Regions from separate parts of the Mus musculus genome. Here all the other regions are linked to region 1. A link is a loop called in an ENCODE intact Hi-C map of the cell type or tissue named here. Cell type or tissue: heart. All regions are shown on one strand. Region 1 holds the start of Slx1b (SLX1 structure-specific endonuclease subunit homolog B (S. cerevisiae)). Region 2 holds the start of Sh2b1 (SH2B adaptor protein 1). Region 3 holds the start of Tufm (Tu translation elongation factor, mitochondrial). Region 4 holds the start of Apobr (apolipoprotein B receptor). Region 5 has its middle 2.6 kb from the start of Nfatc2ip. Region 6 overlaps Aldoa (aldolase A, fructose-bisphosphate).

Region 1 (4,000 bases):
GGGGTCTGGCGCCCTCTTCTGACCTCTACAAGTACTGCTGAGCTCAGTGCACTTAGGATTTAGTTAAAACACACACACCACATAAAAATAAAAGGTTCCTAAAAATCTGCATCTTGTATATGTCCCATTTTCTTCACCCACTCATCTGTTGATGGCACTGTGCTGGCTAGTTTTATGTCAACTTGACACAAGAGGGAACCTCAATCGAGAAAATTCTTCCATAAGATCAGGCTCTACACACACACACACACACACACACACACACACACACACACACACACACACATGCAAGCCTGTAGAACATTTTCCTGATTAACAACTGATGTGGGAGGGCTCAGCCATTGTGAGTGGTGCAGCCCCTGAGTTGGTGGCCTTGGGTCCCACCGCCTCTGCATCAGCTCTTGTTTGAGTTCCTGTCCTGACTTCCTCCAACGATGAACGTGAAGTGGAAACATAGAGGAATTTTAATCCAGCAACATGGCTGCTCTGGTAAGGAATCACATCCAAAGGCCCAGGTCTATATGATGGGGCTGGAATGCCAACACGGCCTGGACTACAGTATGATTTGCTGGAACGCAGACACGCCCTTTCATCCCTACAGTGAAGGTAAGGTGAGTTTGTAGACGCAGCCATGTTTGAAAATGACATCTAATTAAAGGGCAGATGTCCAACCTACATGAAAACAACACAGGAAAGAGAAGCTACTTAAGAGCAGAGAGAGGGGGCTGGTGAGATGGCTCAGTGGGTAAGAGCACCCGACTGCTCTTCCAGAGGTCCTGAGTTCAAATCCCAGAAACCACATGGTGGCTCACAACCATCTGTAATGGGATCTGATGCCCTCTTCTGGTGTGTCTGAAGATACAACAGTGTACTCATATACATTAAATAAAAAAATAATTCTTAAAAAAAAAAAAAGCAGAGAGAAGGGAGGGCTGTATGTGTATGGAAGTTTGGTCAGGGAAGTTTTACAGAGACAGGTTGTAGAGAGAACAAGCTAGACACCGGTGAAGACAAAAGGAGCCAGAGAATGAGAAGGAGCCAGAAGATTAGAACAGATTGTCAAGGCTAGTATGAGGCCAAGCAGAGCAATTCAGTCAAAAGCTGAGAGAAGCCGGATTGAATCAGCCATCTTGGAAGAATAGATTGTACAGAGGTTAGAAGCTTCCAGGGGTAGGCCTAGGGATAGTTAGAACAGAGAAAGAAACGCTCTGGCTCAGCCCAAGCCATATATTCACACAGCTTGGGTACGGCTCTCCTCTCACCCCTTCATCTGAGGAGATGAAAGCACATTCACATGGAAGTGTAAGCCAAATAAACGCGTTCCTCCCCAGTACGCTTTCGGTCCTGGTGACTCATCACAACAATAGTAACAATAGTAACAATAGTAACCCTAGGGGGCTGCAGAGATGGCTCAGAGGTTGAGAGCACTGACTGCTCTTCCAGAGGTCATGAGTTCAACTCCCAGCCACCACGTGCTGGCCCACAACCATCTGCGATGCATACAATTCCCTCTTCTGGCGTGTCTAAAGGCAGCTACACTGTACTCATATACATAAAATGAATAAATAGATCTTTAAATCTTTATTTTAAAAAATAGTAACCCTAAGATAAGGACCTAGGTTAATTGCATAGCATAGCTTTTGTATCTGATTTTTTTTTTTCTTAAATCCATTTATGTGCATGAATGTTTGGTACGTATGTGCAGAGATTAGAAGAGGGCGTCTGATACCCTGGTAGTGGAGTTACAAAGCAGCCCTAAACTTGTGCACTCGTAATCCAATTAAGCATCACAAATTTTAATCCAGCCATCGCAGAGTGTTGATATACATAAGGTGCCACCTCGCTGCTACGCTTGCTCTGGTGGCAGGCCAGGGACTCAGCACCGCCCCAGATCTAAAAAAAAAAAAAAAAAAAAAACCGGTCCCGCCTCTGTCACTCCTTTGCCCTAGCGGCCCGCCTCCTACGCGGAGCCTTCCGACCAGACACCCGCGCCTTCTTACCAGGGTCCTCGCCCGCTGGTCCGCCATGCTCCACCTTTCTTGCGACCCGCGTTGTGTTGCCGGACCCGACGAGCAGGATTGACAGTGAATCCAACGTAAACGCGGCCCCGATGCCGAGGGTTCTGGCAGTAGAGCAAGTAGACACCGAAGAAGCGCCCGGGTCTTGCTGCATGGTCCATCCGGACTTTCTGGGTTGAAGGGCCAGAGTTGGGGGTGGTTTCTGGGACCTCGGACCTCGGAAAGGGCTGGGTAGCCAGGACTGCAAAACCTTGGTTTAGGAAAAAGCACGGGAGAATGGTCCTGCAAACTCCTGGAAAGCCGGCAGAGCGACTTGCTGCGCCGCCTGCTGGCAGGAGGAGGGTGTGCAAGCGGAACCGCAGGACTGGCTGCCCTCCAGTCCGGCTCGGATTGGCTAACTGTTGGGAGGAAACCTCCCAAGTGCTGGGAATTCAAGGGAGCCAGGAGGCGGAAGTGCTGCCTTCGAAGCCGCCCTAGGAAGGGCGGAAGTGAGCGGCGTGGAGGAAGTGGCTGCAGTGAGGGCGGAAAGCGAGGTGGCGGGACCCGAGGCGAGGTTCTTTGCACGCTGGGCTGTAGCCCCGCCGGGCTGTGGTTATGGAACTCAGCGCCGATTACCTCCGCGAGAAGCTGCGGCAGGACCTGGAGGCAGAGCATGTGGTGAGTGCGATGCTGAGAGGTCGCGGGCGGTGGGGAAGGACTCCTGGGCGCGTGTTCCATCGTCCGGGTCTTCTGCCCGCTAGGAGGTGGAGGACACGACTCTGAACCGTTGCGCGACCAGCTTCCGAGTCCTGGTGGTGTCGGCTAAGTTCGAGGGAAAGCCACTGCTCCAGAGACACCGGTGAGCCCCGGGAGCCAGCCTCTCACCCAGCCAAGCCTCAGGCTCCGGATGGCAGCCCGGGCATCCGCTCGCCATGGGTGGGACCAACTCATTCCCAAAGCCCGGAGATGTGACCCATAGCCCCGAGGGTGCTCCTGCCTTTGTGATTGGATTCCTGTCCTCTCCTTGAATCCCCACTTCTTGGAGACGTCTCCGATCTCCTTGGTCACCCTAGCTTCGGAGCCCATCACTCCAGCTGAGGCCGCTCATTTCCCATTCCCTTCTCTCGCTCCAGGCTGGTGAACGAGTGCTTAGCCGAAGAGCTCCCGCACATCCATGCCTTTGAGCAGAAAACTCTGACCCCAGAGCAGTGGACCCGACAGCGGCGTGAATGAGGGGCCTAGGCCTGAACAGTCATTAAAATTTAAACCTGGCCCAGCTGGTCTCAGTGTGCTGTTTGAAGACCCTGAGGCCAAGTCACGGATGTGGCTTTTCCCTGACTCTCCTCCAGCCATTGTTTCAGCAAATTTGGATGGATTTCTTTCCTGAGCCCTCTAGGTCCCAACTTAAACAATGAAGATTCGGTTCTTAAGTCTGCCAAGGCTTTACTGTCAAACCCTGTGGTCTGTACTGTCACCAAGGTCAGACCTCAAAAAGCAGGGTGTTCCTGCTCTGTCAGCCCTCAGAAACCCTGAGCATTCTCCCAGGTTCCCTCACTCCAGGTTCCTGGAAGTAGCAGAGACAAGATACAGAATTTCTGTCAGTCTCTTCACAGGCGTACACACTCAGGAGGAGGGATGGACACAATGCACGCTGATGTTCAGTTCAGCTCTCCCACAGCTAGTTCCTCTCCACTGTGGATCTTTGCTTTGGTTTTGTCTTTCAGACAGGTCCCCATATGTTTCCCAGGCTGCTTGTAAATTCATGAGCTTAGGGGATCCTTTGGCCTTAGTCTTCCATGCAGCTATGGCTACAGACGTCCAGCACAATGCCCAGTCCTTCCCATATTGTCAAGGCTTGTCTCAGCCACCCAGTTTCCTGTCTCCATCTTCTCTTGATTTCATCACAGAGGTTGGTCAAGCTGGGATCATAGTAGTCAGTGTTCATGTCTTCCCTGTCCCTGGCATCATTTCCTGAACATTTTCAGTTCCTCTGGAGAACTAGT
Region 2 (4,000 bases), 220 kb before region 1:
TGCTGGACCAGCCTCGACCACAGCTCCCACTGCTCTGTTCTCAGGGGACCAAAGGGTGCAGGGATTACACCCTTTAAAGACCTTGCATCATAGGTCCAATGAGTGGAAGTTGGACTGAAGGCTCAGTTGTCTTCGAAGCTGATCCTATAACCCAGCACTTAAGCCCTGTGGGAAGACTTGGATTGGCTGAAGGCCAATCTCTGGGTTGCCCCTACAGTCTAGGGCTGAGTGATAGCAGCGCTAGAGAAAAAGAGATGGTGTGTTGGGTCAGGACAAGTCTTTACTAGCCACAGAAGTAAGGCATCGCACGGAGCCGGGGCTCAGGAATTTTCACTCCCTGGGGAGTGTACCTGTGAGTTTTGGACTCAAGCCCCAGCTCAGTCCACCTGTTAGCTGTGTGAACCTAGCTTTTGTCTCTGTAAAACACAGTTACTAACCGCTACCTGCTACAGTTGTCAGGAGAAATGAAATGACAAGGAACATGTCTATGCTTTCCACAGTAAGCACACAAGACATCACTGCCACTGTAACTATTTTTTATGGGGGAGGACAGTATGATGGGTCCCATTTGCGCTCCAGAAAGGAAGCGCTTCTGCGGGTGCCCCAACTCTTACATCACAGCTAGAAAGTGACAGAGCTCCATATGTAATTTACAACCGGTGGCTCTTTGGTGAGTGGTCCTGCCCTATGATCGACTGAAAGGAGACACCTCTGGACGGCTCAGGAAAGTCTACCCAAACTATCAGTGATGCCAGCCTCTTCATCAAGCCTACAACCAAGCTGCAAGTCAGAGACCCCCCCCCCCTCCCCTTCCTCCTTGGCCTTTCCTACATACTCCGATGGCTCCAACCACAGGGACAACTCCAAACCAGGGAGAAGCAGCCAGGAGATGCGGGAGTCACAGAGCACAGGGGAATCGGGGCCAAGAGGCGCAGGCACGGCAGAGACAGTCCCCAGCCAGAGGCTACCTCGGCTCACACAGGCCCACCCAGCCCTCAGCACTACTGGCCGACCCAGCCCCCTTCAGGCCCGCTGACCCTGCGGTTCCTGGACTGGTGACTCAGTTTCTCTTCTGCCAAGACGGCTCAGTCACAGTTTTCCGGTGCACCTGCCTCTTGGCTTAGTTCTGACATTCCAGAAGGGCGGGTGGTGGAGGGTGCAGGCTGCGCTCCAGGTTCGGACCCTCCGGGCCCCGTGGTTAATCACTCGGACCCGATCCTAGTCGTTGGACACCCTCCACAAGCCCCTGGGCCGGAGCCTCCGAGGGACCAACTATCTGCTGCCCTCTCGGGAGCCGAGCACCCCTCCAGCCCCGAGCCCCCACGCCCACCCCCGCCCAGGCTTCTCAGACGACAGGGTCGAGTCCGGAGAGGAAAGAGGCACTTGAAGAGGGGGGTTCCGGTTCCGGTCCCACCTGCATCTCGGTCCCCGCGCTTAGCTCCGGCGGCGGCAGCGGCGGCGGCGGCGACGGCCGCAGCTCCCGCTCCCTGTGCCCCCCGCCTCCGCGACGGGCTCCCAGCACGCGCTTCTGCGCAGGCGCTGGGACGGGTTCCCCGACGCGGAAGGAAGCGACCATAGAGAAGAGCAGTAAGAAGGAGGGCACCTTCGTATTCACTTCCGCCATCGTTCTCGGCGCCGAGGTTTTCAGGAGCTACGCCAACACAGGTCTCACTAAGCTCCCGTGGCTTCGGCAGTTGTACCTAAAAGGAACCACTGAGGCAGCTGTGGGAAGGCGTTGGGTCCGTCATCCGAAGCAAATTCTAGACAAAGGCGAGAAGTTAACCATAGAGAAGCCACTTGAGCGGAGAGAGTAGCCGCCCACTAAAAGAAATCAGCGAGATGATAAAGCTCTTTGAAGAGCTGGCTGCAGCCTAGAGCGCCTGGCCCTGCATCGAGGGGTACACGGACACCGCCCCCAGGGATCTGGCGAGCGATGTAGCGGTGACCTTGGGAGGCCGAGTGGAGTGGGCGGAGCCTGAACTTAACGACCTTGGTCTTTTAGGGGAAAGGGACAAGGTGGTCCTGGAGGGCTCTACCTTAGACGGGAACTAAAGTTGGGACAGCAATAGTGAGGTCAGTTTTGGACATGCTTGCGGGTCATCAGTAGGTACATAGAGATAGAGCTTGAAGTTCAAGAGAGGCTTCAGGGCAAGTTAGAGGGATGACGAAGTAAGGTACAAAGTGCTGTTGAGACCTTGCGCACAAATACCTTCTAGCAACCCAAGCTCGCATTGATCCAGCGTCACTACAGCTGAAGTAATTGAAAAGGCCAGAGTAGATTGGGATCATTGACAGGGCCCAAAAGATTATGTCTATAGCTTGTCATCTGTGATTGTACTCTACTCGTGCGGTCGGTCGCTTTCACCCACAGAGGGGCTCTAGTCTTCTTGGTGTGGCAAGATGGTTTTCCATAGATTCAAATTTAAATCCTAATAGTTAAGCAACTCAGTGTAAGGAGTATCACTCTTTCTAAGATCATCAATAAAATTTTCAGAATTAGGCTAGTGAGATGCCTTTTCAGTAAAAGTGCTTGTGTTTTCTATGCAAACCTGATTAGCCAGAATTCCCTCCCCATAACCCACTGTGGAAAGAGAAAGGATGTTGGAAAGTTGGCTTCTGACTTAGAACATGGCACACACACCACACATGTGTGATACCCCCCCCCCATCACATACACATAAACAAAGTGGTAATAAAATGTAAATAAGTCACACTGCTGGAAAGAGAGCTAAGTGATTAAAAGACTAGCAGCTCTTGCAGAGGCCCCGCAACCACATGGTGGTTCAGAACTGACTATAACTCCAGCTCCAGGGGATCTGATGCCTTATGACCTCAACAGGGACACGTACATACACGCAGGCAGGCAAAACGCACATATAAGATAAAATAATATTAATTTTGGAAAATTTAAGCCAGGCAGTAAGGAGCAATGCCTTTAATCCCAGCACTTTGGAGGCTGAGGCAGGTGGATATCTGAGTTCTAAGCCAGCCTGGTATATACAGCAAGTTCTAGGATGGCCAGGGATAAACAATGAAAACCATGTCTCAAAATTTAAAAAAAAAAAAATTAAAAATCTCCAAAGCCAACTAGCTGACTAGATCAAGTGCTATCCTGGAACCCAGAGGCAAGTGACCCAGAAGATGGATATAGATAAAGAACTTGTTGCACATAACGAACGTTTGTCTAGAGGTGCCATCTTGCCCCCATGGAGTTAGAAAATCTTAGAAAAAAACAGACAAGTTCTGGTGTACTCAGTCTTTTGTTTTTAAAAGATTTTTTAAAAATTATGTTCCATATCTGTGTGGTTTATCTGTATATAAATGGCCCACTGCAAGAGTACCATGTGCTCCTAACTACTGAACTCTCTCTCCAGACCTGTGGCTTAGCCAGTCTTAAATCACCCAGGCTGTATCACAGCACTAGGCACCAGCTCAGGATTAACTTTGTCAGGTCTTCATTGCCAGGATTATCTACCTTTGTTACCATTTTAAAGGAAGAGGCAAATGTAGAGATCCCTTTCCTGTGACTGTTTCCCACACCCTCCCTCTAGCGAACCTAGTCATCAACTAGCATAGACAGAGTTCAAGAACACAAAAGGGGGCTGGTGAGATGGCTCAGTGGGTAAGAGCACCCGACTGTTCTTCCAAAGGTCCGGAGTTCAAATCCCAGCAACCACATGGTGGCTCACAACCATCTGTAACAAGATCTGACGCCCTCTTCTGGAGTGTCTGAAGACAGCTACAGTGTACTTACATATAATAAATAAATAAATCTAAAAAAAAATAGGATTTGAAAAAAAATTAAAGTTACAAGTGATAGTCTCTATAAAAAAAAAAAAGAAAGGTACACACACACACAAAAAAAAAAGAACACAAAAGGGCAAATGGCTATTGATAAGTTTGGGTATGTTCTGTCTAAACTGTCCGGCCTTTTGGAAGTGGGGCAGGGTCAGTGTTGAGGATCAAACCCAGGGCCGGGAACGTGCTAGATATTTTGCTG
Region 3 (4,000 bases), 210 kb before region 1:
GGCTTCTCAGGATGACCAAGATATCTGAGCCTACTTCCCTGTCCTAGTCCAAAGTCAAAGTCTTGCCTGAAGCCCACTTCTTTGTTCTAGCCCCCAATCAGATTCCTGCCAAGTTTCTAGAAGCAGCCCCAAAAGCTCTCCACAATTGGCCCAGCACCAAATTGCTCTAAGTCTATAGCAAAATCAATGCAAACCCAGGTCTAGAGTTCTATTTAGTATTAAAGCTGCAGATATAAGACTCAGGCAATCTGAGACACTGACAAACCAGACTCTGTTTTGTGTGTTCCTTCCTTGCATCTTTTTTAGTTGTTTGGGTTTTTGTTTTGTTTTGTTTTTCAAAAGAGGGTTTCTCTGTGTAGCCCTGGCTGTCCTGGAACTCACTCTGTAGACCAGGCTGGCCTCGAACTCAGAAATCCGCCTGCCTCTGCCTCCCAAGTGCTGGGATTAAAGGCGTGCGCCATGACTACCCAGTTTCCTTGGAATTTTTTTGAGGCAGGGTCTCATATTCTAAACTGGTCTTTGCTTTACAAGATATGGAGGATGGGCTGGAGAGATGGCTCAGAGGTTAAGAGCACTGACTGCTCTTCCAGAGGTCCTGAGTTCAATTCCAGCAACCACATGGTGGCTCATAACCATCTGTAATGGAATCCAATGCACTCTTCTGGTGTGTGTCTGAAGACAGCTACAGTGGACTCATATAAATAAAAATAGATAAATTAAAAAAAAAACCCAAGAGGTGGAGGATGACCTTGAACCTTGACCCCGAGTGCTGGGATTCCATGCTGCCCCCACGCTGGGTTTAAACCTAGTCCTGGAAGTGTCTAGCCTCTGTACAGTCTTATCTAGGCCTAGTGCCTTCAACCTCTGAGGCTTACTTACTGATGAATAAACTCACCTCTTCATAGCTCTCTCTGAAGTCTGGCTGGCTAGTTCAACTTAACAGTTCTGGCTCAGACTCCTCATCAAGCTGACTGATTCACTCTGGCTTTTCTCAGTTTCTCCTGAATTGTTCTGCTTGGCCTCAAACTAACACTCTGGCAATCTGTTCTGGACTTCTGGCTCCTTCTCACTCTCTGGCTCCTTCTGTCTTCACTGTGTCTAGCTTGGTCTCTTTCTACAACCTGCTCCCTGTAAAACTGCCTCATTTCTTCTCTCCCCCCCCTTTTTTTTTTTGGTTTTGGTTTTTGGTTTTTTTCGAGGCAGGGTTTCTCTGTGTAGCCCTGGCTGTCCTGGAACTCACTTTGTAGACCAGGGTGGCCTCGAACTCAGAAATCCTCCTGCCTCTGCCTCCCAAGTGCTAGGATTAAAAAGGCCTGTGCCACCACTGCCCAGCCTGGATTCGTTAGATAAAAAAAAAAAAAAAAAAATCACAAAGACTGAGGGGAGTCTAGCACAAGATTCCAGTAACACTCTATTGTCCTTTATCTTTACCTTTTCAGAGTTTCAATCTGTGCTCAGGCCTTAGGACTGGACTTCCTGCTGCAGTGTCTTAAGTGCTGGGGTCACAAGTGTGTACCTGTATCTCCTTCCACTTGATTTTTAGAAGAGATGTGATGTAGCTTGCTTGTGCCTAGACATCTCTCTAGGGATGGAATGAGGGAATCTACAGCATTTGGAAAAGATACTGTCAATTAAGCTGATAGGGTAAATTTCAGAAAGAAAGACAGAGTTAAGAAGCTTCTATTATTTGTGAGAGTTGAAGAAGCTGTGCGAAAAGATGAATGTGACAGTTAAAAGTCATTACTATACTTACACTTATTCATTAGGGGGCTGGAGAGATGGCTCTGTGGTTTAGAGCACTGACTGCTCTCCCAAAGGTCCTGAGTTCAAATCCCAGCAACCACATGGTGGCTCACAACCATCCGTAATGAGATCTGATGTCCTCTTCTGGTGTGTCTGAAGACAGCTACAGTGTACTTACATAGAATAAATAAATCTTAAAAAAAAACAAAAACAAAAACCACTTATTCATTAGGGAACAAACATTTGCTGGGTATACAAAAGATTCAACTAACAGTAAAAAAAAAACTTCCTTTAATCCCAGCACTGAGACAGGAGATTTCTCTAGAGCTGGAAGACCAGCCTGGTCTACATAGGCCAGCCAAGGAGACCCTGTCTCGGAAGGTAGTGGGGAAGAAGGAAGAAAAAGGAAAGAAAACTGCTTGTCAAGCGTCCAAAGGACTATTGGGGGAGGAGGGTTTGACTTCAAAATGTTAGAAAGCACAGGATCCCTGCAAGAGATATGGGGGCAGTTATTTAATGGCCAAGGACTGGAACTCCCGGGACTCCATCCCTGACTCTCGTTAATTTTGCCTCTTACAGGCTGGGAGATCTTCTCTCTGGACCGAACCCAGGCGAAGCTAAAGCCTGTCACAAACTGACCCAAGCCCGCTGCCCTGGAAACCACAACACCCATAAGCCTTCGGGGGCGCTCGTGCATTATGGGGCGCTCCGCATTTTCCTCCTAAAGCGGCCCCCTCAGGCTGAACTGTGGAAATTCCCCATCGTCCCCCGCGAGACACCAGAAACCCCCTCTTCCGCTCCATGCCCGGATATCAGTGGCCGTGGCCATAGAAACTGTCTGCTAGAGGCTCCTAAACTCGCTGTCCGGACCCTCATTTCCGCCGGAAGTGATCTGCAGTCCCAAGTGCCCGTCCTTCCCTGCACGCGCGGGCCCCGGGTGCCTAGTTCCCGGTCCCGGTCACCGAGTACTACCACAATGGCGGCAGCCACTCTATTGCGAGCGACGCCCCGCTTCAGCGGTGAGGGGGCGGGTTGGACGCAGGCAGCCCGGAGTTGCGAGGGGCGCGGAGGGTAGCTGGGTTCGGATCCCTGACTCCCAAGTGCCTTTCCCCGCAGGTCTCTGCGCCAGCCCGACCCCATTTCTGCAAGGTCGGCTGCGGCCGCTGAAGGCTCCCGCATCACCCTTCTTGTGTCGCGGCCTAGCTGTGGAGGCCAAGAAGACTTATGTACGCGACAAGCCCCATGTGAATGTGGGTACCATCGGACATGTGGACCATGGCAAGACCACCCTGACTGCAGCCATCACGAAAAGTGAGTAGGGTTGGGTTGGGTTGGAGGCGTCGGGCAATGTCCTGTCAGCTGGAAGAGTCAGAACTAGAGCGTAGGGTGGGTGTCTTGTAGTCCGCTGAACTTTAGCATGGCTCCAAGAGACACTTGGGACGAAGGCTGGTGGGAAGATGCAGGAGACAGGTTTCCCTGTACAGGAAGAGCTCTGTGAGGCATAAAATGAAAACTGTGAATGGTTTCCATCCAGTGTAGAGTGGTCTGTAAAGAGATGCTGTCAGCGAAGAATTGGAAGCGTCTGTGATGAGCACACACCTTAGGAAATTCTCTCACTGTCTTACAAAGTTATCTTTCCTAGAATTACATTTGAGATTTCCTAGAATTGAGATTTAACAGAGATTTATCCTTCCAGATTGTTTCTGTATGAGGGGTTCAGGCGTGTGCCCCGAGCCTTGTCTGTAGCTCTGACCCTGAGTTGAGAGGTGTGTTCTCTTCCTCCGGTAGTTCTAGCCGAGGGAGGTGGAGCTAAGTTCAAGAAGTACGAGGAGATAGACAATGCCCCAGAGGAGCGAGCTCGGGGCATCACCATCAATGCAGCCCATGTGGAGTATAGCACTGCTGCCCGACACTATGCCCACACAGACTGTCCTGGTCATGCAGATTATGTTAAGGTGAGGGTTGCTGGGGACAGCCAGCACCTGCTTCCGTTCAGTGGAGGTGTGAGGGGGGGAGGTTATAAAATAGTGGCGGTGTTTGAATATAAGAACAAGGATTTGTGGCTGTGGGTGGTGAAGACATGGCAGAGAGATGGAGATCTTCACAGCTACTTCTCATTAGAGGATGCATGTTGAAGAGGTCCCTGAACTAAGCTGACCTTCTTCCTCTTCCACCCAGAATATGATCACAGGCACTGCCCCCCTGGATGGCTGTATCCTGGTGGTGGCAGCTAATGATGGCCCCATGCCCCAGACCC
Region 4 (4,000 bases), 110 kb before region 1:
GGCAGGAGCATTTGTAACATCTGGAGACATTTTTGGCTGTCACTTTTGGTTGACAAGGGGCATGGGATGCTACTAAACATCTACAACATGCAGGACAGACTCACAACAGTCACCTGACCTCAAATGTCAACAGGGTACAATGACAAAACACACCACAAAATAAGGTCTTACCCAGCCAGTTATGTGAGTTCACCAACCTGGTACCCGTTGCTCTCTTTAAGATCCCTCCTGCCATGAGGATGTGGGAGACTAAGACCTTTAGCTCCCCAATCCCACCCAGAGCTACTCTAGGAGTTTTTCAGGGGTCCTCTGGCCCTGAGTGGGTTCTTAGTATTCCCCATGCGGACTGACCTATGGTAGTGGTACAGAGGGGCTCACTTACTGACCTATGGTGGTGGTGAAGAGGGGCTTACTTACATGGCTCTGGTTTCCAGACGCCTGCTCCTGCTTGAGGATGTCATGGGCAGCGCTCAGCATCACCACATATGAGAAATTGTTGCAAAGACCCAAGATCCTAGAAATGAGGACACATCTTCACTGTCTGGCTTTCTATCCACTTACAGTCCTTAAAGATACACCTTTTTTTTTTCCTTCTCCACTATCAAAACAGGCCTTGAGATTAGACCAGCTCATGGCCAAGTGCCAAGTCCTCCTAAGCACTATTTCTCCCACGCTTACACTAAGATTCTGATCCCTGGGCATTTCTCATCAACGGAAACACTGTGGTACAATGCAAATATCTAGCGTATTCCTGTGCAAAACGGAGACAAATTTTCACCTGCTGATCTCAAGGGAACCAAAATAATAGCAGGGCATATTGTTCTTATTTTCATCTCCCAGAGCTGTGCTCAGAACTTGGCAAAAGCAAATTGGCTGGAGACAGAGCTCACTTGTACAACAGTGCGTGAGCCCGGGAAGGACCTGCTTTTAATACCCTGCACTGCAAACAGAAACAATGGGTGTTCTGGGCATTGTGCTACAGTAGGGCCTGTAACTGCAGCACCTGGAAGGCAAAAGCAGGATTAGAAAGGTCAAAGTAAGCCCTTACTGCTTGTAGGGTTTAAAGACCTTTCCAAAAAAAAGAAGAAAAAGAAGAGGAAGAGGAGGAGGAGGAAGAGGAAGAAAGAAAGAAAGAAAGAAAGGAAGGAAGAGGAAAAAAAACAAAGTTAGCTGGAGGAAAACATTTAATAAATAACTCTACAGATACTAAGATCTGATCAATAGGTGAAGGTGGGAATTTAATGGAACTTGGAAAGTTCACAGTTGATTAAGTATCTGTGTATTCAACTGCTTTTCACAACTTGGCTCTCATCTTTGCTCCAATCGCACTTTACTTTGTTTGTTTGTTTGTTTGTTTGTTTTTCGAGACAGGGTTTCTCTGTGTAGCCCTGGCTGTCCTGGAACTCACTCTGTAGACCAGGCTGGCCTCGAACTCAGAAATCCGCCTGCCTCTGCCTCCCAAATGCTGGGATTAAAGGCGTGTGCCACCACGCCCAGCTGGCATTTTACTTTTGCACAACTCTCAGACCACTTACCAGAAACCCACTGCATTCTTCCAAAGGACACTCCGACTATCCAACCGAGGGGCCTGGGGCTCTGAGTCGGTCTCCTCCCCTGGGAGGTAGAGAAAGCATGACCCCCCACTCACTCGGGTACACGAAGGCCCCGCCTATCCCGCATGGTGTTGAGGGGGCAGGGCCAGCATCCCAACTCCTCGGGAGAGCCGCGGGCAGAGGTGGTCATTCCCAAGGCAACCGATGAGAGCACTCACTCTCAGAATCCTCAAGGCGCCTCCACGAGCCCGCAGAACTTCCCATAACATTGAGTTCGGGTCCCCCAAAGGGCCCAAAGTCAGCGTGTGTTCCGAGCTAGCTTCAAGAAAACAGATTAAAGTCTGGGACAGGTGGGTGCGAAGGATCAATGCCCCGCGGTCAGTCCCAGGTTCCGCTGTCTGCTATACACGACATGTCCGTCGAAGGATCCCCAGATCTCCAGCTCGTGTTCACCCACGCCCCACCCGCCTGACCCCGCCCCCTGCCCCTCTAAAGCAAAGCCCCCGCCCCCAGGCCTGTACCTTTAAGAGCAGCTGAACTCTCCGCAAGGTAGACGAGCAGGTTGGGGGTCACGTGACAGTACCCGTGAGCCTTCCATCACGTGCTTGAGGGTTGCTTCTTACTTCCGGGTCCTTTTTTCTCTTTTTCGCCTTTGGACTTCTCAAACTTCGGAGAATAAAAGAAGGAGAGTTCGAGAGAACGCTGGAAGCACTGATTTTGAATTGGAGTCGAAGGGAGCCACAAGTAGAGCCATGAAAAGCGGCGCTCTAGACGCCGACCAAATCTGCCAGTACTAGTCATGGCGCGGAAGGCTTCAGCTTCTTTCCTGCAGCTCTTACTTGCCTGAAACAATTATGGCTACTTTGCTGCGGATGTCCCACTACCCCACCCAACGTCCCAAGGACAAGTTCTGCTTGAGCGCAAAGGCGACCAGCCTCAAGTGTTATCTGTTGTCCTTACAGACCTATTGTAAAGACCTATAATAAGCATCTGGGAAGTAGCTGAGAGTAGATCGATTAAAAATAAACACCCACAAAACAGCATTCTATGAATTATCTGTGGCAATATTCACGATGTTACGGTTAAATCCCCTTTGCCTTACTATCCTAGAACAACAAATACCACGAAAGTTGTCCAACCCCTGGTTTTACAAGAGAAAACCAAGGTCCCTCCGCCCCACTGTGCAACAGAGGCTAGACTTTTAGCTGACTTCAGAGACTCAGCAGTAAGAAATAGAGCAAAGGTGCTAAGTTCACTGAGAAAGCTGCTATGGGTGTTTTTCCTGGTCTGTGATGTCAGCCGTTTGTCCTAATTGGAAGTTAGGAGAATGAGGCTGAGAGGATAGTTGGAATGTGTCACCTCACAGTTCCAAATAAGGAGTCCTTCCCTTACCTTCCACTCGATGGCAGGGCAGCATCTTGACCATTCTTCATCAAGCCTATTCCTCTGCTATGGATTCCAGCAGCCTCTGCCCACTTCTCCCGGGTCTTTTCAACCACCTGTCATTAAGATTTGCCGTTTGAAATATGCCCTCCTGTGGTGTTCTTCCTAGATCACTCAAACAGTGAGAAAAAGGATCCTCCTACCCAAACGAGTCTCTAGAAATTCTGCAGCCTCTGTCCTTAAGGAACTCACAGTAAGCTGTGAGGACACATGACCACAGTACAAGAATAACCATAGGTGAGGGTGTGGGCATTGAGCACCAATCCAGACCTTTCATCCCCAGAAAAATCTTAATGGCGTTGAAAATGGGAACCCAGAACTTCCAGTGGCCTTATCCTCACTTCTACAGCTTCTCCCCCAAATAAATCAGGAACCACAAACCCTAGCTTCCTCTCACTGAAGGCTGTGGCTTGGAGGAGGCGGAAATGGCTGAGGTGCGAATACAAGACCTGAGTCACTCAGGCTGCACTTGCCGAATGCCCCCTCCCCCATACCCAATTCTGAGGTCTCCTGTTTCCACTTTTTTTTTCCCTTTCCCCTTTCTGGCCCGATCCTCTGCCCTTTAGTTCCAGATGTGCACCCGAGTCTGAGTCACCTGGACACTGTTAAGCCATCCCCCTGCCTGTCATGAAGTCATCCATGAGCAGGGGGGAGGTGCACAGGGCCTGGGGTGGAGATTTGTCAGGGAGAGTCAGGGGAAGAGGAAGTGTCTTGGGTGCTGGGGAGGACTTCGTGGGTGGGGACGGATGGTCATTGTGAGCTTTCTGGACACACAGAGACCTGCAGGATGGATTTTCTCCGGCTTCGTCTCCCTGGGCTACATCAGGCTTTGAGGGGAGCACTGGTGAGAGGGGCAGAGAGATACCCGAAACTTCCACCATTCCTCGTAGTCTCACCTTTCCTCTCCCTTACAGCCTCTCCTGAAGCCTGAGCTCCCTTTCCTACAGTCAGCCAGACTCCTAGCCCAGTCCTTCCTGGGTTTCAATCTCCTGCCTCTACAAGTG
Region 5 (4,000 bases), 300 kb before region 1:
GAATGCTTCTCGGTTTACAGCGGGGTTACTCTTGATAAAGGCCTTGCTGCCGCTTATCTGCACAATGTACTACAGAGCACCAGGGTTCATGCTCGTGATTGTAGACTGACTGGGAGCTAGCTGCGCTTTCCAGCAACATGCTATGCACACTTAGCTCGTTTGGGAAACAATACAACTTCAAAACTCAGAAAGGTCTGAATTCTGAGAGGTCTTTGATGGTTTAATGTTTGTCTGCTGGTCAATACCCTGCTGGCATTCACTCATGCATGTGGAAATTAACTGAAAAAAATGTAAGTACTGTCAGTACCATGGTTGTGCATATGCTAATCCTTCTAATGTCTTAATAAACCCCTTGCCTTTTCACAACTCAGCAATTCAAGGTAGAGTCTTCTCTTTGAAATGCAGACATCACTGGGCAGTGGTGGCACAAGACTTTAATCAAGCACTTGGGAGGCAGAGGCAGGCAAATCTCTGTGAGTTCAAGGCCAGTTTGGTCTACAGAGTGAGTTCCAGGACAGCCAGCACTGCACAGAAAAAGCCGGTCTCAACCGACCCCCCCCCCTAAAAAAATCAAACTGGGGAAACCAGATCCAAGAACTTATCAGGTAGGCCAGACCAAGAGTATGACTTCCTCATAAGGAGCCCATAAAGTGATGGATGCCTGCCACTGAGATGGTATGCCTCCACAATATCCTGTCGCCTGATACCCGATGACTAAATCATAGACTGATAAGCAGAGGGTTCTCTGACTTTCTCTGGAGCTTAGCTTGCCTCAGTTTCCCACTGTTGCCTGGCCTGCTCAGCTGCCTACCCCTACCCCTGCTCTCCTGACCCAACCTGGACTTAAAGCCACCATTTCCTGCTTTTGAATCCTGGTTCCAGCAGCTCCCTCCTGTCACTGGCCTGATTAGTTATCAATGCAGACTCCATCAGTTCACTTCTGAGACCTTTTGAACTCTAATGTAGCCCTTTCTGTTTATTCTGTAAATCTTATATATGCAGGGAGATATAATTTGCTGTCTGTTGTGTCATGTGAGAGTTAATATTAGTAATTATGATTGGGATAAAAGAACATGCATTCACCTTGGCCAGATCACTAAAATAGGTGGATCGTGTGTGACAAATTGCTGCCATTAAGACCACTGACATTTGTGAATTTATTGTTAGTAGATTCTGTTACTGAAAAGACACAAACGGGCTGGAGGGATGGCTCAGCAGTTAAGATCTCTGACTGCTCTTCCAGAGGTTCAATTCCCAGCAGCCACATGGTGACTCACAATCCTCTGTAATGGGATCTGACACCCTCTTCTGTCATGCATGCATACATGCAGATAGAGCACTCATTAACATAAAATAAATAAGTATTTTTTTTAAGGGGGAAGGAGGACTGGGGTCACAGCTGAGTGGGCACTTGTCAGCTTGACTGGGTCTGGAATCAAATGCAAGCCTCGGGGAGCTGTGTAGGCTCTTTTGGATCAGATTATTTGAAGTGGGAAGAGCATCTCAAATAAAAGGATGTGAGAGAAGAAGCCCTGGTTTTTTGTTTGTTTGTTTGTTTGTTTGTTTGTTTGTTTTTGTCTGTTGCAAACACTCTGCTGGCAAGCTCATCCTCTCTGCTCCTGCTGCATTGCTGCTGTGATAACATAGCCGTTACCTGGGCTTCTGGGGTACAGTGAGGACACCAGATTGGGACAGCCGAGACATCGAGCTTCACGGACTGAGCAGCCACTGTTGGGTTACCCAGACCGTATCTCGGGAGCCAAACAAGTTAGTCTCACATATATACTCTGAAACCTTTTGAGAACATAGTATTCTCCCCTGCAGCCTTGGCAATAGACTCGTCCTATTAATAATTTTTCTCTGCAGAAGCCTCACTAATACACTGGCATGCATGAAGCCTTGGGTTTAACCTCCAGCCCCGTACAATAAATAACTAGTCAACAAGATGCCTCAGTGGGTGAAGGAACTTGCTGCAGAGCCCTTGTCATGAGCACGGAAAGAACAGCCAGTGTTTTTACCTGCTGAACTATCTCAGCATCTCTCCATCCCTCCTCCCTCTCTGCTCCTTTTTATTTACACAAGAGACTGACTGTACAGCTCTGTTGTGCCAGGGAAATGTTTGTGATCCCCAAAAAACCAGACAGGAGCTGATCTGATGCAACTCACAGCAGGGTCTTTATTCTAGCCAGCTTGCCCCCCCCCCAACACACCACCATGCAGGATTGTTTTGGGAGGGGCAGAGCCCCAAATGTCTATCAGGGCACCTCTTGCACTACACAACAGTGATAACCCCTTGCGCACCTGCTCCAATTGACTCTACCCTGGCAGGATCAAAGACATGCAGCCACCAGCAGGGGCCGCTATTTTCCTGTGGTCTACCAAAGAAAGGCAAGGTCTTCCATCTCAACTAAGCTAAGGTAAAGCAAATGCCCTAATGCAGACCAAAATATGCCCGCCCTGCAGTATGTATTTTGCGATGACAGTTTAGAGAAATGCAGACCTGGATGTAGCTCTGAAAAATCGTCCTCTGCAGAAGAAATACTCATTAGGACTGTTAACAATAAGGCCAGTTTTTTTTCCCAAATGGTGCTATTTTTCTAAGGAAATTAAATAATTTTAAACTCACTCGTTAAAGTTATACAATGCAAACAAAGACAAAAATATATTGAAACTCATGCATTTCTGTAGCATTAATATTTACTTTTTAAGACTCAACTAAAAGCATCAACACAACCTGTCAAGTTCTTTGACACCCTCCCCCCCAGCCCGTGTAATCAATTACAGTATACAAGGTCAGTAATTCACATTTTAAACACACAGTTCAACATTGCTGGACTGTTTTGGAAATATTTGGTCAAATGTATGTTAATTTGGCTGTAATGGCATTTAAAGCAAACAAACAAACAAACAAACAAAGCTGTGAAAATGGCCTTGGAGCATTATCTTTAGTTACTGGAAGAGTTTCTAGTTTTTTTTTTTAAATACAGTTTATGTTAAAATAATCTTTATTAATCTAGAGGAGACAATCAATGTCTGTGGAAGAATGGACTTTTTTGGATTTTCTTTTTTTAATGGTCATTGTGAGTGATTGCTCTTTCTTTTACTTAGTTTCACATTCTTCCTTTGTTCTAAATCTTAGACTGACATTTAGCTTTGACAATCATAGTATGTTTTATTTCCTGAGGGGGAATAACTTATAATGCTGTTTAGTTTTGTACTATTGGTGTGTTGGTGAATTTTTAAACTGTGTGCTAACTGTAATAAATTATATGAACTGAGAAAAAAAAAAACAATAAGGCCAGGTTGTGCTGGCCTGTAATCCCAGCACAAGGGAGATCAAGCAGAAGAGTCATGAGTTCAAGACCAACTTGGGCTAAATTACAGGACTATGTCAAGATGAAGGTGGGGTGGAGAAGGGGGAAGGAATGAAGGAAATAAGGAATGACAGACAAGAAATATAAAGAGTAAACAGGAGATGTGAAACAAAAGCATTTACTTGAGACCTCACATGGTTTGCCTCTACTTCCCAAGTCCTTCAGACGGCTCTTGTAGAGGTTGTATTTTATGCTGGGTTGGATTTATTTATTGCTGGCTTGGATTTCCAGCAGCCACGTAGAGGCTCACAACACTTGTACCTTCAATTCCAGGGGATCCGATGCTCTCTTCCTGCCTCCGCAGGCACTGCATGCATGTGGCGCACAGATACACACGCAGGCAAAACACCAATGCATTTAAGATAAAAATAAATAATTTTTGTTTTGTTTTTAGGATTTATCTATTTATTTTATGTAGATGAGTACACTGTAGTTGTCTTCAGACACACCAGAAGAGGGCATGTGATCCCATTGCATATGGTTGTGAGTCACCGTGTGGTTACTGGAATTGAACTCAGGACCTCTGGAAGAGCAAGGGGTCAGTGCTCTTAACCACTGAGCCATCTCTCCAGACCTAAATAGATGCTTTTCACAAGGACAACTTTCCTCTATGCCTGAGAGCTTGG
Region 6 (4,000 bases), 100 kb after region 1:
CTCTATCCACAGCCTGCGCATAGCTTTGACTATTGGCCAATACATGGGAATATTAGGACAGTGGAGACTATGCTTTGATACTCCTAGTAAGACAATTCTACGCAGATCACTGAAAACGAAAGTGTCAAAGAAAAAGATGCTTGGGAAGGAAAACAGAAAGCACAGGAAGGGCAGAGAAGGCAGGAAACAGGAAATGCTTAAGATCTAAGTCGTCCCCAGTTATACTTAGAGTCTCTAGCACTATAAATTACTAGAGGTATGATGGGGCTGGAGAGAGAACTCAGCAGTTTAGCACCCACATGGTGGCTCACAACCATGAGTAACCATGCAAGGACTCTGCTACTGAGTTATAGTCCGAAGCCCTCACTCCTTAAGGTTTCTTATCTTGCCAGAAGCTAGCACTTGATACACTCCTTTTGGCCTCCAAAGGCAGATACACTGTATCCATTCATTTAGGCAGAATTTTTTTTTTTCAAGACAGGGTTTCTCTGTATAGCCCTGGCTGTCCTGGAACTCACTTTGTAGTGAGTTCCAGGTTGGCCTCCTGCCTGCCTCTGCCTCCTGAGTGCTGGGATTAAAGGTGTGCACTAGCACACCGACTACACTCAATATAATGTGGCAAGAATACAGATGGCCCATGGTTTGATGTGCTTCTTATTCTATCACCAGGGAACATCAGCAGCTCTGAGGCTCCATTCTCAACCTGGAACCCAAGAGTTCTGCAGTTGAGCTGTATACCTATGTCACTGCAGGAGAGGATTCTGCGTTCTCCAAAAGGCTCCATAGTCCCCAAAAACGCATAAATGTGTTAGCCCTGATACAATCCTTGCCAAGTATTCATTAAGCCCTTGGTTGGCTTAAACTGAATATTAATTAGGTAAAAGTTACCTTCAATTAGATGTAGGCAAAGAACATCCCATAATACTATGCCTTTCTCAAAGCTCTGGTCAAAAAAACCCTTCCTTTTACTGTCCAAGAAGAAGAAACCCAAAGTAAGGCTCTTTCCTCAGGCCCTCCCCTATACCCTACAAGACATGAACAACAGACTCCCCCTTAAATAGTTGTTTATTGGCAGTGGGCTGGAAGGGATGGCAGATTTAGCATTCACAGACAACACCGCACACGAGGGCAGCAGCAAGAGTGATGGGAAAGAGCCTGAAGACCCCTCTTCAATAGCAAGTGGGTAGGCAGGGGCCTGGAGTGTTGATGGAGCAGCCTTAGTTCAGCTCTGGTTAGTAGGCATGGTTAGAGATGAAGAGAGATTCACTGGCTGCGGCTCCAGACTGGCCACTTGGGGTATACTTTCCTTGACAAGCGAGGCTGTTGGCCTAAAAGGGAAGAGGAATCAGAGGAATTCTCTTCTTGAGTCCCTCCCCACCCCGCCCAGGCACCTGTTCACACTTCCACGCCTGCCTGCCTGCCTTACCAGGGCGCGCTTGATGTACTCCTCCTGGGCTGCCTTCAGGTTCTCCTTCTTCCCACCCCAGGCCTTTAGAGCAGAGGCCTGCAGGGCTCGACCATAGGAGAAAGTCAAGGCCCATGGCTTCAGCAGGGGGCACTTGTTGATAGCATTGAGGTTGATGGATGCCTCTTCCTCACTCTGCCCTCCAGACAGGAAAGTGACCCCTGGAGAACAAGCACAGAAGGAAAGGGACCTGCATTAGAGATGCGGAGCAGGAAAAGCCATGAGGCGTCACCCTGGACAAAGTCAAATGTGATGGTGCATCCACCTCACCAGGCCAAGATGAGGGAGTGGGCCTCACCAGTGACAGCAGGGGGCACTGTGCGACGAAGTGCTGTGACCGTTGCCATGGCAATCTCCTCATTGGAAAATTTCTGGGTGCAAGCATGGCCAGGGGTGACCATGTTGGGCTTCAGCAATGTGCCTTCCAGATAGACATGGTGGTCGCTCAGAGCCTTGTAGACAGCCGCCAGGACCTGGAACACAGCAGGGAAAGGTGGAAAACAGGGATTACCTCAGCGGGGCCCAGCCCACCACATTATCCTAACCAAGCAGATGGGCAACCTACCTTCTCAGTAACATACTGGCAGCGCTTCAAGTCATGGTCCCCATCAGGGAGAATTTCAGGCTCCACAATGGGTACAATGCCATTCTGTGGGAGGGACAGGGTAATGAGGCAAGGCCTCCTGACTAGGAGCCTCCTCACCATTAACTTGATGACAGAGACCCAGGCTTCAAAGGCCTCAGCAGATTACAGGGGACAAGCAATCCTATCAATCTGCCTGTACACCTGTTGCCACCTCTACATTGCAGAGGGCCTCCACTCAAGAGCCTGACGCACAGCGGGTATTGAGAGCAGCTGCTCTGAGGGAGGCAGATATCCTGGCAGATAGACAGAAAGCTAGCCCACACTGCATCAATGTGTTAGGAAGTAGTCCAATCCCACCTGCTGGCAGATGCTGGCATAACGGGCCAGAACATTGGCATTTTCCATGATGGCCAGGGCCGAGGGAGTATGTTCCCCAATCTTTAGCACACAGCGCCACTTGGCAAAGTCGGCTCCATCCTTCTTATACTGGGCACAGCGTTCAGACAGCCCATCCAGCCCTGAAGGGGAAGAATAAAGAGAAGGCTTTTGATCAGACTCACTCTGGAACTCTGATGAGCTGGTGGAGAAGGGAAGGAGGCAGGCAGATCATTCTTACCCTGGGTAGTTGTCTCGCCATTGGTTCCTGCCAGGGGCACCACACCCTTATCTACCTGCCAGGGAGGAGACCAGCAGTCAGCTTTATGGCCCCTGTCTCCTCTACCCAGCCCAAACTTCACCTTTCACTGTAGCCTCTCATGGCTTGCAAATATTTATGAGAAAAGATGTGTATTATTTGAGAGAAATGTTAACTGGACTAGAGGGACCTGGTGCTACTGCACACTGAGAAAACCTTTTCACTTCTTCACCATGAAATCACCTTCTTGTATCACAGGGAAACCATTAAGTTGGCAACAGAGCGCTTGCCTAACATGCACAAGGACCTAAGTTCACCCCAAACACTGACAAAAAATTATGCTGAATACATCCACACCTGAGTCTCTAGGCCTGCTAGCCCAATATTCACCCCCTCCCTACCTATTAATCCCTTTCTCCAGATCCACCTCTAATCTTACCCCCCCCCCAGAGTCTGCCCTCTTACCTTAATGCCCACAACACCACCCTTGGACTTGATAACTTGGGGGAAGGGACGTCCATCATCTGCCTTCTGGTACAGTGTCTCGTGGAAGAGGATCACCCCCCCAATGCAGGGATTCACACGGTCGTCTGCAGTCAGCAGCAGCTGGCGGTAGAAGCGCCTGTTCTCCTCGGTGTTCTCGGTGCCAATGGACTGCAGGCGCTTGGCAATGCTTCCTGAAGGGAGGAGGGTCATGTGGGGAGATAAGGGGATCAGCCTGCTAGCTCCAACCTTGGGTCCCTCCTCCCCCTTTCTTCTGCCTGTACCGCACCGGTGGACTCATCTGCAGCCAGGATGCCCTTGCCCGGAGCCACAATGCGGTGAGCGATGTCAGACAGCTCCTTCTTCTGCTCCGGGGTCAGTGCTGGGTATGGGTGGGGCATGGTGCCGGTGGCAGTGCTTTCCTGGGTGAGGGAGGCAGACAGAGACCAGCGCTTAGTTGGACCATCCCATGGTCTCCCCGGTAACAAAGCTTCCCTGGAGGCCAGGGCACTAGCCCCCACCTCCCCTGCCCCACTCCCTGAGGGTCCTGGGATACTTCCTGTCCCAGAGCTCTCCCCTACTCCCGACTTCCCTATACTAGACCTGCCTCTTCCTGTACCTTTCCTAACTCTGTCTGTTGCTGGGTGTTGCCCAGCTCAGAGTGGGGTTGCTCACTGGCAACTGGGGGAAAGGAAAAAGCCAGAGCCAGGGACAGGCGGGTCATGTTGAAGCTGGACCCATCTGGCCTGCGCGTTGCCATGGGTCACCTTGCCTAGAAACAAAATTGAACCGGGAATATTTTAGAATTTAAGGATCACGAATAGGGCAGAGA

The links. A loop is a pair of places that touch in the nucleus more often than their neighbours do. Peaks named below come from ENCODE experiments on the same cell type or tissue, not always from the same donor. Only the 100,000 strongest peaks of a DNase experiment are listed, where the experiment ranks them.
Region 2: a loop joins it to region 1, with 3 times the contacts of the local background. A loop is called at or near these places in 6 of 42 quality-filtered maps.
Region 3: it touches region 1 in a loop (4-fold over the local background); 6 of 42 quality-filtered maps call a loop at or near these places.
Region 4: a loop joins it to region 1, with 7 times the contacts of the local background. A loop is called at or near these places in 22 of 42 quality-filtered maps.
Region 5: it touches region 1 in a loop (2.9-fold over the local background); 3 of 42 quality-filtered maps call a loop at or near these places.
Region 6: it touches region 1 in a loop (3-fold over the local background); 10 of 42 quality-filtered maps call a loop at or near these places.

Annotation. Positions count from the first base shown.
Region 1 is chr7:126,693,425-126,697,424 of GRCm38, forward strand. Slx1b (SLX1 structure-specific endonuclease subunit homolog B (S. cerevisiae)) reads right to left here and starts at 2,359. Exons shown (of 6, transcript NM_029420.4): 1 at 2,001-2,359. The coding sequence starts at 2,179. Bola2 (bolA-like 2 (E. coli)) reads left to right here and starts at 2,576. Exons shown (of 3, transcript NM_175103.3): 1 at 2,576-2,675; 2 at 2,759-2,856; 3 at 3,131-3,269. The coding sequence starts at 2,613. The coding sequence ends at 3,230. In heart, CTCF peaks have their summits at 24 (motif pointing left), 752 and 2,347 (motif pointing left); DNase peaks (open chromatin) are centred at 27, 1,367, 2,027, 2,467 and 1 weaker place; H3K4me3 peaks cover 2,772 bases; H3K27ac peaks cover 2,109 bases.
Region 2 is chr7:126,473,582-126,477,581 of GRCm38, forward strand. Sh2b1 (SH2B adaptor protein 1) reads right to left here and starts at 1,549. Exons shown (of 9, transcript NM_001289541.1): 1 at 1,415-1,549. In heart, a CTCF peak has its summit at 1,909; DNase peaks (open chromatin) are centred at 1,550 and 1,880; H3K4me3 peaks cover 2,710 bases; H3K27ac peaks cover 2,936 bases.
Region 3 is chr7:126,484,729-126,488,728 of GRCm38, forward strand. Tufm (Tu translation elongation factor, mitochondrial) reads left to right here and starts at 2,627. Exons shown (of 10, transcript NM_172745.3): 1 at 2,627-2,762; 2 at 2,860-3,054; 3 at 3,532-3,698; 4 at 3,922-4,000. The coding sequence starts at 2,720. It overlaps Gm46001 (a long non-coding RNA gene), which reads right to left and starts at 1,786. Exons shown (of 3, transcript XR_001778288.1): 1 at 1,754-1,786; 2 at 1,432-1,603. In heart, a CTCF peak has its summit at 2,434; a DNase peak (open chromatin) is centred at 2,533; H3K4me3 peaks cover 2,020 bases; H3K27ac peaks cover 1,516 bases.
Region 4 is chr7:126,581,229-126,585,228 of GRCm38, forward strand. It overlaps Cln3 (ceroid lipofuscinosis, neuronal 3, juvenile (Batten, Spielmeyer-Vogt disease)), which reads right to left. Exons shown (of 18, transcript NM_001146311.2): 2 at 2,946-3,052; 3 at 2,075-2,219; 4 at 1,772-1,868; 5 at 1,536-1,614; 6 at 418-514. The coding sequence starts at 1,817. Apobr (apolipoprotein B receptor) reads left to right here and starts at 3,780. Exons shown (of 4, transcript NM_138310.1): 1 at 3,780-3,840. The coding sequence starts at 3,784. In heart, no CTCF peak of the experiment used is centred here; DNase peaks (open chromatin) are centred at 1,703, 2,123 and 3,673; H3K4me3 peaks cover 1,751 bases; H3K27ac peaks cover 1,747 bases; H3K27me3 peaks cover 733 bases.
Region 5 is chr7:126,397,377-126,401,376 of GRCm38, forward strand. No RefSeq gene overlaps it. Among named protein-coding and RNA genes, the nearest start is that of Nfatc2ip, 2.6 kb to the left of the region's middle. In heart, a CTCF peak has its summit at 2,354 (motif pointing right); a DNase peak (open chromatin) is centred at 2,355; H3K4me3 peaks cover 190 bases; H3K27ac peaks cover 161 bases.
Region 6 is chr7:126,794,187-126,798,186 of GRCm38, forward strand. It overlaps Aldoa (aldolase A, fructose-bisphosphate), which reads right to left. Exons shown (of 9, transcript NM_007438.4): 2 at 3,458-3,590; 3 at 3,151-3,362; 4 at 2,668-2,722; 5 at 2,409-2,569; 6 at 2,031-2,114; 7 at 1,764-1,938; 8 at 1,427-1,626; 9 at 1,048-1,328. The coding sequence starts at 3,569. The coding sequence ends at 1,233. Among named protein-coding and RNA genes, the nearest start is that of Aldoa, 3.1 kb to the right of the region's middle. In heart, CTCF peaks have their summits at 1,760 (motif pointing right) and 2,423 (motif pointing left); DNase peaks (open chromatin) are centred at 1,945, 2,495 and 3,485; H3K4me3 peaks cover 2,132 bases; H3K27ac peaks cover 1,680 bases.